Regions from separate parts of the Homo sapiens genome. Here region 2 is linked to region 1. The links are chromatin loops, found by intact Hi-C in ENCODE. Cell type or tissue: HepG2. All regions are shown on one strand.

Region 1 (8,000 bases):
CGTCTATTGAGATCTCAATACTCAACCATTGTGCAAGGGATATCCATGAATTATCTCGGTTAGATTTAGCAATGGCCTTTCAGAAACTATACCAATTGCAAAGCTGAGGAAATTGGGGCTCAGAAAGTCGCTTTTGAACCCTGGAGAAGATCCCAACCACCTCCCGCCGGGCTGTCGCTAGGGTCAGTCGCTCTCTCCCCGGGGCCCGCTCGTAGGGAGAGGTCGGGAACGAGGGTTAAGAGGGTAGGGTGGGCTGTGGTGGACTCTGGCTGGAGGAGGGTCGTCTGAGTGGGTGGGACTGAGAATTCCGCAGGGGTGCCTGCTCAAGTTCCGGCTGGCGCTGAGAAGCACCCCGCAGGCTCTTGGCATCTTGGGGGACGCCAAGGGGACCTACGAGTGTTTCTGCCTAAACAGTCCCCAGTTTCCGAGAGGGCTCAAGACGAATGCGAGAACTGTAGAAGGCAGGCCTGGCAGGCAGGCTCGGGCTCAGAGAGCGATCGGCCGGAGCGGTACCACGAGGCGGGCCCAAAGATCGGTGTAGGCCTCCCTCTGCGGTTCCCCGGCCGACTTCCCCGAGGGACAGTCACGACTTTGGAAGGTTCTGGCCAGTTTCCCAATTTGCATTTGAGCAGCCCCCGCAAAGGGCCAGGTGCGAATGGAGAGTCTACGCGGCGCCCGGACGTTCCAGGGCGCACAGACTTGGCTGCCCCGGGAGGAAGGGAGAACTGCGCAGAGTGGGCAGAATCCTGCCGGCCTTCTCACTTCCCCCAGCTGCGGCCCTGGGCCTGAGTGACGCCCAGCGCCCCCGCTCAGCCCCCAGGCCTGATATTTCGCCCGCTGGCCCTCCCCGGCCCAGTGAGCACTTGGGTTCCGGCGTGGAGACTGCCGCGCGTCAGGCTCTGCAGAGGCGGGTGACGCGCAGGAACGGCTGCGGGGTTTGGCTGAGGCGCTATTCGGGCTCCCCGCCTGCCCCCACTTTCAGCCGCAAGATTCTAGAAGGGAGGGGCTACGTGGAGAATGGAGGGAGGGTCTGGAACGGAGAGGCCTAAGAGGGTTCGCTATGAGGCCAACGCTGGGACGGAGGGGCGGGCATCAGCAGGGCTTGAAGGTTGGGCTTCAGGGGCGGGAGAGAGCATGCGGAGGCAGGAAGCCAGGCCCTGGGGCAGCAGGTCGTGCGTATGGGTGTGTGTCAGCGCCTACGAAGCGCAGAGGATGGAACCGCAGTATTAAAAAACAAAAACAAAAAAAAAGAAGAAGAAGAAGAAGAAGACCAGCCGCACGTCCTCTAGACGCGGGCCTCCGCCCCCGCCCTCCGCGGACGCCTGTTTATAGTGATAATCAGGCCCAGCGCGCCGCAGCCAAGGAGGCCGTAAATCCGCATCCATCACCGCGCAGCCATTCGGTCTGAATTAGCCAGTCACTACGGCCTTAATTACTTTGTCAAAGATGAAAAATAGTAATTGATTTTGTCCTCGATCACTTTGTTCCCTCCTCTCCTGCCTTGCAGATAAGCAAATAAATATTTTTGAAAACTCGTGTCCACTCGGTTGTATGGGGGTAGCCTTCTGAAAAACAGGCCATCCGGTGACAGTCCTGACGCCAGTGTTACTGCCAAGACACGAAACGCCAGCTGCAACCCAGACAGGAGAGGGCCCAGAGGGCGGCCTACCGCATTCAAGTCGCTGCCCTCCTTTGCACTAAGGAAGGAGAGAGGAGGGAAAGATACCGGTGTTTTACAAGCTATTGCTCTGGCGTTAGCGGGGCACTGTGGCACCAGCCTCCTCTGGTCCTCAGGGCAGCATGCAAGAAAGAGCTGCCAGTGCGACTGACAGGCGAAGGAACGTGTCCAGGGTCAGAGGGCAGAGCCTAGCTTTGAGTCCCTGTCTGTGTTGGCTCCTCTCCATCCACCACATGAGGGATAGAGTATGAGCGCCTATGTCTATGTTTATGTGATTTTAACATGGGAGTCGTTAACACCTACAACTTCCATAGATGATGGATGTGAGGGCTCAGTGTGGGTTTCAGGTGACATGGCCGATAGTCAAGAAGCCATGCCGTATTTTTGTCCCACTTGTCTACTACTGCCCAGCTCCATTGCAGTGTTGTTCTGTGCTAAGAATGTGGGCTCTGCAGACACACTGCACCACTTCCTAGCTCTGTGACCTTGGGGGAAATTCCCCATCAGTAAAATGAGCATAATAAAAATTAACCTACCTCGGCCGGCGCAGTGGCTCACGCCTGTAATCCTAGCACTTTGGGAGGCCAAGACAGGCGGATCATGAGATCAGGAGATCGAGACCATCCTGGCTAACATGGTGAAACCCCGTCTCTACTAAAAATACAAAAAATTAGCTGAATATGGTGGCACGCACCTGTAGTCCCAGCTACTTAGGAGGCTGAGGCAGGAGAACAGCTTGAACCTGGGAGGCGGAGGTTGCAGTGAGCCAAGATGGCGCCATTGCACTCCAGCCTGGGAGACAGCGAGACTCCGTCTCAAAAAAAAAAAAATTAACCTAACCTCAAGGGTGGCCTGAGGATTAAACGAAAGAACGCATGCGAAGTGCCTAGATTGAGATTGGCTACCCGGCATACTTTCAATAAGCTATTGTTAACAATATTATTCAGTCTAAAGGAAACATATGTTTGAAGCCTCTCAAAATTAGCAAATAAGACAAATCCCTCTCCCTGGGTCGGAAGGTTTAATATGGGTAGACTTATGCAGAATAGAAAACCTTACAAAATACGTAATGATTGTGCAACATTTTCCCTCCTCATCCAGTGTTTGGTCGCCCAATAATCAAGTATTTACCTTTACTAAATGAAAATTAGGAGCATCCAGGAAAAGTGCTCAAATACAGAAGCTGCTATGAGTTTTTCCTGAGGCACTTTTTGTTTATATGAAGGTAAATTTCAGTATAAAGAAAGGACAGAAGCTTGGAGCTTCATAATCAGCCTCACTGTTCAGTTCTCATCTGAACCCAGGGGTGTCAGGGAAACACAAGTTAATCAAAGCAAGCATCCCTCATCATAGCATTTCAGAAGAGCTCATACTTGGAAATCAATGGTTCAGCTAAATAATCAGTCTGTGCAAAATGCAGGTCCAAAATTCCATGACTCAGACAGGCAGAACGCTTGTTCCTGAGTCAGCAGTAATGATGATTCTCACTTCACTGCAGCAAAACACAGGGCAGTGGGTGCTAGCGCAGAAGCAGAGAAGTATATGACAAGATGAAAAGGAGTTCAAGGTCATCTATAGTTCCACATGCCTGCCTTATCAGTGAGAAAGCAGAGTTCCAGGTCCAGGGAGGAAAAGTGAGTACTCAAGGTCATTTGACAAATTAGAAACAAATTCTAGTGGCATCTCTTTAAAAAAGAAAGAAAGAAAAAAGAACTATATTATCCTTTGACCCAGCAATCTCACTCTTAGAAATCTATCCCAGAGAAATAAAAAACCATAGTGCAAGAGTGTTTATTATAGCATAGTTGATAAAGTGAAAGCCTGCGGAAAAAAGAAATAGCCACATTAGATCATTAGAGTATCTGCAGCGTGGAATGATTTGTAGCTGTTAAAAAGATTGAATTAGAACCATTCAGAGATTGGAGAGATTTTCATGATGTATTGAGAAAAGCCAGATACATTAAAGTATGTATAATACAATCTTATTTTTATAAAATAAATAGTAACTAAAATGCCATGTCTGTCTGTCTCTCCCTCTCTCTTCTGTCTGTGTGTGTGTGTGTGCGCGCGTGTGTGTGTATGTGTTCTAGTAAAATGTGACGCACACACATAAGTTAGTAGGTAAGATTACTGGTAGACAATGTGGGCATTGATGTGAGCTCAGGAGACGAGGGAAGAGCCAAGCAGAAAAAGTGGACGGAGGGTGACAAAGATTGTACTTAAACAAAAATAGTTCTACTAGTCATACTTATAAATTTATGTAAAATATGTATAAAAAATTTAAAGGAAAGAATTCAGCACTAGAATCTATTGCTTTAATTAATGAGAATATTCACCGAGGCTTTCATTAGGAAGTATTACCCCTACGCCTATTTTATTGTCTTTCTCTGAAGAGTAGAGCTCAGAAAAATGAATTCGGTTAATTAAGGATCCCAGCTACCAATATGTGGCTAATCCTCCTTCCTCAGGTCATCATGTTTCTATCTCTTAGCTCTGCTGGGGTGGAACCAGGGCATAATTAAGACCTTCAGAGGACACAGTCTTGGAAAATATGATGCTGCTCTGCTACCCCCACCCTTATCCTTATAATGTACACTAAACTATAAAGTAATTTACATTAAAATTACACCAAATTGAAAATTCCTGATTTCTAATTCTTCCATAATGATAACATTAATGTCTTTCCAGTAAGCATTCACCCCTTTCCTCTGCTGCCTTTCCTCTGCTATCCTTTTGGTAGTCGTGCTTTGCTTGTTGCATATTTTTGGTGAAACTACTCAGTAATCTCCTTCCAGGTATGAGTCTTCTGTGTTTATCCATCTGCTGAAAGTTCCCGAACCCCAAAATGGGAGATACTAGCCTTGTAAGAGGTCAGATCTTGTAAGGTCTCAAATATATTTATTATGGGAAATAGGAGACTTCTAATACAAGAGAATTGATAATGTGTCTGCAATGTTGGTGAATAAGATTCTCTTTTTTTCTCTTTCTTAAATGTTTCCCTGGTCTTCTTTTTTTGTCCTAGTTGGTGGGGCAATGGGGGGTGGGGAATTAAGTTCAATGTCAGGAAAACCTAGCAGGAATTCCCACAAGTAGAATGAAACAGATGTTGGAAATCTTCACTGTACAGGCAGTTTATGTAGTTAACCAAGGCTATTGGGTGGAACATGAAGAAGGTTCAGAAAGGTACAATGGTAAGGATGCTAATCCATGAAGCAGAACTTGGAAAATTCAAGAGAATTTATACCTGTACAGAACTGCTAGACAGCATTAACAAGCTTTAGGACCTTGTGATTTTGTCACTGGGTAGCACCCTTGTAAATTGGGTCTAGGGGACTATGGACATTGGCACCCCATTTGCAACTGTTGGTTCTAGCAATCTGTGGCATCCAGATTTCTAAGACCATTTCAAACAACGGCCTGGAGGAGGCCACCTATGCCTACCATTTTTGGCAGACAATCCAGAGTTAATCATTATGGTAGTTGTCCCTTGGAATTTCACCATTAGAGCTTGGAAATGATCTACAAATCTTTTAGAATAATCTCTTAGAATCTACATTCTATTTCAGGGTGTTTCTATTTCAGTTTAAACATCTTTCTGGGTGGAGGGTAACATTATATCGTGAAAATAGGGCTTTAGTAGTACACATTAGTCAAGAGTTTGAACCAAGTTCAGCCATTTGTTAACTATGTGTTCTTGGGAAGCTAATAGCCAACGTGTGGCTAACTAACATTTACTTATCTGCAGAGCCTCACTTTCCTTTTCAATAAAATGGAGTTCCTTTGATTGATTAAATAAGATGAAGTGTATAAAAGCTTCTAGCATGGTGCCTGGCAAGAGCTCCTTCTACTTTGAGATACCAGAGTTGAAAGTTACTATCTGAAGTCTGACACTATGCCCTTAGAGATGTACCCAGATGACTCCTTTCTACACATCTTAATATTCCTGGATTTGTTCACCAAATCTTTATGTATTTTGCCCATCTTTCTTCTTTGGTTTTTAAAATAATGGGCCATTCTAAGGACTTTATTCTGCCCATCTTTTTTTTTTTTTTTTTTTTGAGACGGGGTCTCGCTCTGTCCCCCAGGCTGGAGTGCAGTGGCGCTATCTCAGCTCACTGCAAGCTCCGCCTCCCTGGTTCACGCCATTCTCCTGCCTCAGCCTCCCGAGTAGCTGGGACTACAGGCTCCCGCCATCACGCCCAGCTAATTTTTTGTATTTTTAGTAGAGACGGGGTTTCACTGTGTTAACCAGGATGGTCTCGATCTGCTGACCTGGTGATCCGCCCGTCTCAGCCTCCCAAAATGCTGGGATTACAGGCATGAGCCACCGCGCCCGGCCTCTGCCCATCTTTCTTGATGGGAAATGAGCTTTGCCTGTTTTTTTTTTCTTTTCTTCAAATGGGTTCTTTTTTCTATCTCTTTACACTGCACCTCCCTTAAAATGCCAAGCCCATCATAACGCTATGCCTTTGCCACTGCAGTGTCCTCTGCCTGCAATGCTCTTCCTTCTAGAATGAATTTCTACCTATACGTAAGACTTTGCCCAACATGTATCTCCTCTTGGAGGTTTTTTATGAAAAAAGTTAATATCTCCATTCTCTGTGCTTCCCTAGCACTAGTGCATTGTAATTATTTATTTCCATGTGCATCTTTTCAACTACAACAGCTAATAGCCAAGTGTGGCTACTGTTATTTTAATTAATTAAAATAAAATTAAATGCAAAATTGTATTATTCACTCACACTAACTATATTCTTAGTGCCCAACAGCTACTTACATTAGACAGTACAAAGAACATTTCTGTTAATTGCAGAAAATTCTACTGGACAATACTGTTCTAAATTGTGAATGCTTCAAAGGCAGAAATGTATGAATTTTTTAAGCCTCTTTCCAACTTGTACTGATATGCAGTAGTATTTTTGAATAAACGATTTAAAAAGTCACAGAATAGCCTCTTAGTTTCTTACATGCCATCTTACTATCTTTGCTAAACCATATTTTTGTATTTTATTAGTTTTCATTTGTATTATATTTCTGATTATAAAAATAATATGGGCTTAATATGAAAAGGTTGGAAAAACTCCCCCCAAGAAAACATAAAAATACACATTCCTATCTAGCCTAAAATGTATCTTATTAATGTTTTGGTGTAGAGCTTCCTAGTCTTTCATATGTATAGAGACGTAGTTTTTGTTTTTACAAAATCGAGATCATGCTATTCATATTGTTTTATAATCTTTTTTCACTTATATTATTGATATAGTTCCATTTCATTGCCATAAAATTTACATCATCATTTTTAATTACTGCATAGATTTTCATAGCATGAATATACTACAATTTAAGTAGTAAACAATTACTATGCATTTGAACTGTTTCTAATTTTTATTTTATTTTATTTTGAGACAGGGTCTTGCTCTGTTGCCCAGGCAGGTGTGCAGTGGCACAATCATGGCTCACTGCAGCCTCTAATTCCTGGGCTTAAGTAATCCTCCTTCTTTGACCTCCCAAAGTGCTGGGATTACAGGCATGAGCCAATATACCCAGCCATTTCTAATTTTTAAGATAAATAGTACTATATTATATATATTTCTGTCTATATACATCTTTGCTCATGTCTCTAATTTTGATTCGTAGTGTCGGTTCCTAACTATGGGATTACTTCCTAAAGGAATTGCACATTTTTCAGAATTGGATTCATCTTATCTGGACCAGTTTTTCTGATGACTGCCTTCAAAATGGAGACATGGAGCTGTGTATGAAGATGTAACCAAGCTCTGAGCAGAGAGTGACAGTGCTCTGTGCTTTGTTTTCATTCATTTTCCTAACGATGCTCAGCAATCTGTGAATACTTCTGGCTATAAAAAAGCCATGGGAACAAAGACCATACTATGTTTCCATAAAGAATAAATCAGTTTTCTCTTTAACATAAAGGAATTTTTTATGGAAATAATATTATTTGGTAAATACAAGTATTTGTAATTGTCAGTATGCACAATATGCAAATTTTACAACTATTAGGACTCAAGCAAATAAGCTCATCTGTTTACACAGGATTTAATTAAACAATTGCAAGAAATAATACAAACATTGTTAAAATGTGGAGGATTTGTGAATGCTTCTTCTGCAGTGGAAATGCCTGATTCAGGGCTCTCTCTGGTTTCTGCAGATTATGTGGATGATGACATGTTTTTCCAAGTCATTAACCTGGGCACAGCTTTGGGGCCAAATGAGAAGCTACATCCAAACCATTTAAGAGTCTGGGTGATTGGTGGGACTGACAAAGGAAAGACCCTCTGTCATTGCCCACGGTGAGAGCATT
Region 2 (8,000 bases), 200 kb after region 1:
GACCAACATGGAGTAACCCTGTCTCTACTAAAAATACAAAATTAGTCGGGTGTGGTGGCGCATGCCTGTAATCCTAGCTACTGGGGAGGCTGAGGCAGGAGAATCTCTTGAACCCGGGAGGCGGAGGTTGCGGTGAGCTGAGATTGCACCATTGCACTCCAGCCTGGGCCACAAGAGCGCAAATTCCGTCTCAAAAAACAAAAAAAAACAAAAACAAAAATAGAAAGGAGATAAAAGTAAATAAATGTAAACATTGCAGCTACATACAAAAAATTACACTAAACTGGATACGTTTCAGCTACATACAAAAAATTACACTAAACTGGATACGTTTTTCTAAGAAAGTCATTGATCAGCACCTATCTGATTTACATTCCTGTTTTGTCTGTAAAAATTTCTGTAGTAGGAAATGATGTTTAAAAGCCTGTAAGCCTAAAAGTAAATCATTTGAGCCCTGCAGCCCACATTATAAGGCTCCTACACTCTGGAGTCTCCCATAACCTGTGACCAAGGCAAACATGTAACTCTAACATTTATGCTGGTTCATGAACAGAGTTGATTCCCTAGGTTGAAACACATACTGACTGCAAATTAAGCAGTTAGGGGCTCTGCTGTCAAGTAAGTAAAATATGACTGTGATAAAAATAAATATCATAGAATGGGAATTCTAGTTTTAAGTTTCACATTAGGGTGAAAAGAACATATTACACCAATTGCTACAATATCAAAATTTTATACAACTCATACCCCCAATACATTTTTATGCCAACTGAGTTTTTTTTTAATGCATAAAAGGAGATCTTAAAGGGCAAGTTGTTTTACTTAAGTACTAGACCTAAAAAGGGAATTGTCCATAATTAATTCCATGTTTTCTGATTATTTCTCACTGCTTTACAAAAAAATTATTAAATCTTCTCCTGAAGAATTACTAAGATGAATAAATGTATATATATTAACTAATTATCTAATTTTAAAACTTTTTTTCAAAGCATACCGTTTCATACACTTTTACAAATTTTACACTCTTCTGATACTATAACCAGTGATTTTTGCAGAAACGACAAAACTTACACAGAGTGAACATCAGTCAGGAATGCAGTCACTCAGAAAGCTCCCACTAATCATACTGCCTGACCACTACTTCCCCTTAATCAAAAGAATTCCAACTGCTATCCTAATGCCATGCACTGCTGCTCAACTAAACTACAATCTTTCATTCTGGCTCTTACAATATATAAATCTGTTTTTGTTTGTATGCTCATGCTGGTGTAATGAAATCCAAAGTATACAAAACATAGTGTCTTGTATATAGCAGAGCTTCAATTCAGTCACTTAATTTTTGGAAAAAAAAAAAATCCAATAAATACGAAAACGCAAGCAAATAAAAGAGTAGCCTTTATAACCATTTCTAAAAATTTATTCTAACAAAGGCTAACACGTCAATACAAATCAACAATAAACAGAAATTTAAAAATTTTTTTTATATCAACCTTGAAACTAAGAAAAATAAAATAACAAAATTACTGCTCCAATACTTAGGAGCAAGATAATATTTTAAGACTAGTAAAGTATCAAGAAATTATTCCTACAAATATAAAAAAAAGAATGAAGGTAAAGAAAAAAGTTATATACTACAAATTTTACATACACAAGCAACAGTATGTTTTTAATTTACAAGCTCATAAAGGTGGACCAAGTGCATGAGACAGGTGCAGATACAATAAAGAGAATGCAGCAAAGAAAAATTACTGAAATTTCACTTTACTAAATGGTACTATGATCTGTGATAAATGTACAACAGAATGAATAATGTTTATCTTAAAACAAAGAAGACCGATGCATTTCGGATTTATAGTGTTAGCCAATGATGACTCTTCTTCAAAAAGATAAAGTGGCAAGGAATTCTGAAAGTTCATGTAATCTATCCCTCTATCAATCATATCTCTGGAATTCAAAAAAGGTATCTTCATCTTATCTAAAGAAATAAGATCACAAGCTACTTTTATTTAAAATTATAATTAAAACATGTACCAAAAATAGTGTCATGGAAAGACATGAAGCCAAGCAACAAAAAATCCAAATTATACTCTATAAAAACAAGGCCAATGCCAAGCATAAAAATATGTCCTGTAAATATGATTTCTCAATTTTAAATGATTTATAAAAATTAGGTAAGATTCTAGTGGTAATATACCTTGAACAGTTTATGTGTGCTAAGAATCGTTCTAAGAAACAAGAAATAAAGCTGTGATATAAGGCATGCTTCACATTCATCCAAGGCACGTAACTTGGCAAAATGCAAATGAATAAACAGTTCTTTTTGAATCAACTATCCATATGTCCTATAGACATTTAATCAAATCATTTCCAAGGGGAGGAAATTACACTGCACAAGAACTAAAGGAAGCTAAGGCACAAAGAATGATATTTAAGTGATTCTCTCAAAGGGAGAAGGTGGCACTGGAAACTTCAAGTTGGAACTTCTTAAATCTATATGTACATTGAAAGGAGTTAAACGTACCAGAGCAGGTGTGAAGTCTTATGGTTACTGACATACAAGTGTCCAGGATAAAGATTTGTAAATGGTAAGTACTCAAACTGAATTTCCCTGATGATTGTACTCACAACACTCAACACTCTACTGAAAGTTTCGGTGACCTTTAATCTGTCTGAAAAGCCCAACACAATTTCCATACCAAAGGAATGAAAGGTTTATGGTATTTAAGCTGATGGGGTGATTTAATATGACAAACATGGCCCTAGATAAACCTCTTTAAAGAAAATACTCTAAACATAAAAAAATTAATTTTAATAAAGAAAATGAAGCAAGTCAATTTCTTTTCAACAAATTCACTGAGACTTAAAATAACGTATTACTTATAATAACATATCTATTATTTATAATGTTATGCCATTACCTACGTGACAACAAAAAGCACAACCATGACATGCAATTAGTAATGACATGACAATGTTTTAAAAGACCCCATATAAGTACAATTATCAATTACCAAACTTCTATTCTGTGATCCAGCAAAACTGAATCAACAAAATATATACATGTTATCAAATATCCCTGGTTAGCTTAAATGCCTATGCTTCAGGGAAACCATAAAATAAAACAATCTCTGAAAGAAGGATTTAGAAAGGGATATTTTGTTTGTTGGTTTTAAGAACAGGTAATGGTGGCATCTAAAATTCAGAGATAAACATCTAAAACTTTCAATTTTACGTTCCAACATTTATTTTACTCTATGTAGATATTCTCAATTTCACTGAACTAAAAATTACATCTTCCTATTTTACAATCTATAATACTTAATAAAATGTATAATTATCAAGTATAGCTAGAAATCAACTTCTATTTTATATGGATATTACCGTTATAAAAATTAAAACCAGCCAGATTTAAATACAGTCACATGTTGCTTAATGCTAGGGATACTTCTGAGAAATGTGTTGTTGTGTGAACATCATAGAGAATACTTCACAAATGGAGATGGTATATAGCCTACTACACACCTAGGCTCTGTAAGATAGCCTATTACTCCTAGGCTACAAACCTGTACAGCATGTCACTGTACTGAATACTGTAGGCAACTGTAACACAGTGGTATTTGTGTATCTAAGCATATCTAAAGATAGAAAAGGTACAGTAAAAATATGGCATTACGGTGAAACCCCGTCTCTACTAAAAAATACAAAAAATTAGCCAGGCGCCGTGGCGGGCACCTGTAGTCCCAGCTACTCGGTAGGCTGAGGCAAGAGAATGGCGTGAACCTGAGAGGCGGAGCTTGCAGTGAGCCGAGATCGCACCACTGCACTCCAGCCTGGGTGACAGAGCGAGACTCCATCTCAACAACAACAAAAAAAAATATGGCATTATAGTCTCATGGAAGCACCATCACACCAGTCTGACTGACCAAAACACTAGCATGCAGTGCACAACTGTACCTAATTTGACCAATTCAGGAAATACTCCTATATGTCAATTATTTCAAATGTAAAAAACTTACACCATAAAAATTGTGAGATTTATAATTAAACTTTATATCAAAGAATTATTATTGGCCCAAACAAAAGTCAGTATGGCTATTTAAAACACTGAAATTAATCATTTCCTTTACACGTTAAAAGGTAATATATAATTTAATCCATCTAATTGTTCCTATTTAATAGCTGCCCTTGAGAAGACTAAAATTGTCGTTTTTCCAATATTTTAAGGAAAAAGTGATTTCATAAAAAGATTAATGATTTTAAATGGAATGTACAAATGACTGATGCCTCTGTAATCTTTTTTTTTTTTTTTTTTTTTAAATAGAGACAGGGTCTCACTGTATTGCCCAGGCTGGTGTCAAACTCCTGGGCTCAAGCAATCCTCCTGCCTCGGGCTCCCAAAGTGCTGGTATTACAGGCATGTGCCACCGTGCCCAGTCTTGTAATATTTTCAACCCAAGATGAGATACCAAGCACCAAAGAGGTGTTTAAAAAGCAGTTCTCCCCACCCAAAAAAAAGAGGTCTCCTATAGTGCACACATATATTAAGAAAGAACCTGTTCTATTTTTCCTTTAGTATGGATTTGACGCATTTGTGTTCTTTTCTAACCTTTAGCATTTCTTCATGTATCCCATAATGCCCGTATGAGCTGAAATAAACACCATCCTCATCCTCCTGGAGGTCCGCAATGACACTAGTAGATGACGAGCAGGTTCTGACATCTGTGTGCATCACAAAATCCTGAGCAAATTGTCTGTAATCAATTTGAAATACACCCTTGAGACAGGTTTATTGGACCATGAATAAAGGAAAGGCTAGAGGTTGAGGAAGAGGAAAGGGGAGGGAGTACAGTGTGATGAGTCTTCTAAATCACATTCTATCTTGAACAACTGAAAGCTCCCCCTGCTGGATCTGAAGCAATGGCAATATTCAGAAACAATTATACATACTCCTTCTACAAACCACAAAAGCAATGCCAACCGCAGATTGTAGCTCCTTATGTCTTTCAACTGAACAAATAAGCATATTACTTTTATAATCCTCTATTATTTCTATTGTTTTAAAATCCTTTTTTAGCAAATGAATCAATGTCGTTTATTTCAGCTCTATTAATATTCTTTAAAACCATATTATTTCTTGGGAGTATTATGTAAGCAGAAAGTAGACCCAAATAGATAATTATTTACATACACCAGCACCGCCCACTCCAGCTCTAAAACTTAGATCCCTCTCAGATCATGACATATTAGGAATCCATAAGGTATATAAAAGGGAGAAGTTCAAAGGGGCAAAAGGTAGAGCTGGTGTTGGTTACTTGGTTACCTAGCATAAAAATTCTGAAACAGGGAAGAGGAACTACAATTGGCTCTACTATCTTTCCTGCTGGACATTCATTCTGGCAAACCATCAGATGGGTACTCAGGCAACAGCAAACAGCTTACAAATCCAACAGGAAGGCCTGTGAGGTATACTTGTCAGAAATGCAGAATCTCAGGCCCTATTCTCAATCTTCTGAATCAGAATTTATATTTTAACACGATCCCAGTTGATTCCTATGCACATTAAACTTTGAAAAGTACTACACCAGTAGAATGCTAATTTATTCACTGGAAAAAACTGTCACTGTATATCTGGTTTTCTGGGTTCATACTACACCATAATTACATTCTGATTCCCCCCCACCGACCCCACCCCGACAAAGTCTTGCTCTGTTGCCCAGGCTGGAGTACAGTGGTGCGATCTCAGCTCACTGCAACCTCCCCTTCCCGGATTCAAGCAATTCTCCTGTCTCAGCCTCCCAGGTAGCTGGGATTACAGGCGTGCACCACCACAACCCGGCTAATTTTTGTATTTTTAGTAGAGACAGGGTTTCACCATGTTGGCCAGGCTGGTCTCAAACTCCTGACCTCATGATCCTCCTGCCTCGGCCTCCCAAAGTGCTGAGATTACAGGTGTGAGCCACCGCACCCGGCCTACATTTTGATTCTTTAAAACTAAAAACTTCAACCCTGTATTTTCCCCAAACCTCAAAAAGATTAATCCTTCCACTTTAAAAAACTAGGATAGAAAAAGTAAAATGGAGAAATCAATGCAAACAGGAAAACTGAAAGGAAGGCAATAAAGAACAAAAACATTCATGAGGACAACATTTGTCAGAACATATCAGAATAGGTAAAACTATAAGATTTTATATTAATTAACTATATCCATAGTGTACAAAAATGCTACATATCTTTAACAGTATGAAGATAAAATATCTACATTGTACTTTCCAGTATATGAAATGTTCTACTATATTCTACTTTGCCATTAGGTTGTATTATTCTGGAGATCTAAAACAATTAATTTTGCAAGATTGATAAATTACTTCATTTTTTGCAGATCCTCACGTGCTCTGGCCAATGCGGCTTCAGCAGACAGTGCCCTGGCTTCCATATGTTTCAATTTTTCAACAACAGATGTATTTTCACTGAGTCCATTGGGGTATGAGAAGGGTACTGACACCGGTTCATAAAGATCTTCTACATCTAAAGAAATAAATGGACATTATTATCAGGCCATCTTATAACAATAAAACAAGTATAAATATGTTAGGAATAAATACGCCCTAAGTTTCTACTATGTGGCCAATTGAGAAAGATTAGTGAAAGTACTTTTAATTGAATATTAATCATCTTGGCTTTGCACAGTGGCTCTTGCCTGTAATCCCAGCACTTTGGAAGGCCGAGGCAGGCAGATCACTTGAGGCCAACAGTTCAAGACCAGCCTGGCCAATTTGGTGAAACCTTATCTCTACTAAAAAAAAAAAAATACAAAAAGTTAGCCAGGTCTGGTGATGCGAGCCTTTAGTCCCAGCTACCTGGGAGGCTGAGGCAGAAGAATTGCTTGAACCTCGGAAGCGGAGGTTGCAGTGAGCTGTGATCGCACCACTGTACTCCAACCTGGGCAATACAGTGAGACTCGGTCTTAAAAGTAATAATAATAATAATAAATATTTATCATCTACACTATTTTAATTTGAATTCAAAGAGCATGCTGTTAGTCTAAGTTTTTCATTAGTTGGCTAAACTGAACATATATTTAAATATTAATTATTAATTATACTCAACCAAATCCAGGAAGAAAGAAAAAAGTAGAAAGAAAAAAACCTAATATTTATTGATCAGCAGGTATCTTTCCAGTACATCATTACATCTTGTTTTATTCTCAAAACACAGTTAAGATGTATTTATCCCTATTTTAGGCAAGGAAAAAATAAATTTCAGAGAAATTAAGTGACTATCCTAAAGTTATATATCTGTTTATGGAGGAACTAAGATTTAAACCCAAACCTGCCTTCCCAGCCCACGTTCTTCCCATTACACAAAGCCACCTCCTAGCCCATGTCCTTATTGTAGCAGGTATTAAATTCAGATATTGCTTAAGGGAAATCCTGCCATATATGAAAATATGAATGAACATGGAGGACATTATGTGAAGCAAAATAAGCCAGACACAAACAGACAAATACTGTGTGATCTCACTCTTGTGTGGAATTAAAAAAAAACTCACAGCAGCAGAGAGTGGAATGGTGGTGGAAATGAGGAGATGTTGGTCAAAGGGTACACACTTTCAGCTACAAGATGAGTAAGTTCTGGGCATCTGTCTATTGTAAAGTGACTATAGTTAAAAATGCTGCACTGTATACTTGAAATTTGCAGACAATAGATCTTAACTGTTCTCACCACAAAAATAAAAAAATGGAATGTGAGGTGATGATGTTAATCAGCTTGGTTATGGTAATCATTTCACAATGTATATGCATATCAAATCATCACATTGTATACCTGAAATGTACACAATTTTCACTTATCAATTATACCTGAATAAAACTGGAGGAAAAAAAAAACATTCCTAAGGACAGCGTGTAAAGAATTCTACACATTCAATAATTTTTCATCCTGGGCAAGGTGGAGTGAAATCTATACACTAAAGTCTTATTGCTGATATTATTAAATATCCT

What was found. A loop is a pair of places that touch in the nucleus more often than their neighbours do. Peaks named below come from ENCODE experiments on the same cell type or tissue, not always from the same donor. Only the 100,000 strongest peaks of a DNase experiment are listed, where the experiment ranks them.
Region 2: it touches region 1 in a loop (8-fold over the local background); 31 of 110 quality-filtered maps call a loop at or near these places.

Annotation. Positions count from the first base shown.
Region 1 is chr11:20,590,054-20,598,053 of GRCh38, reverse strand. No RefSeq gene overlaps it. Among named protein-coding and RNA genes, the nearest start is that of SLC6A5, 5.6 kb to the left of the region's middle. RefSeq lists an enhancer at 4,479-4,648. In HepG2, no CTCF peak of the experiment used is centred here; a DNase peak (open chromatin) is centred at 3,223; H3K27me3 peaks cover 1,879 bases.
Region 2 is chr11:20,394,328-20,402,327 of GRCh38, reverse strand. It overlaps PRMT3 (protein arginine methyltransferase 3), which reads right to left. Exons shown (of 16, transcript NM_005788.4): 6 at 6,366-6,525; 7 at 4,607-4,751. Among named protein-coding and RNA genes, the nearest start is that of PRMT3, 11 kb to the right of the region's middle. In HepG2, a CTCF peak has its summit at 4,901 (motif pointing left); a DNase peak (open chromatin) is centred at 4,897.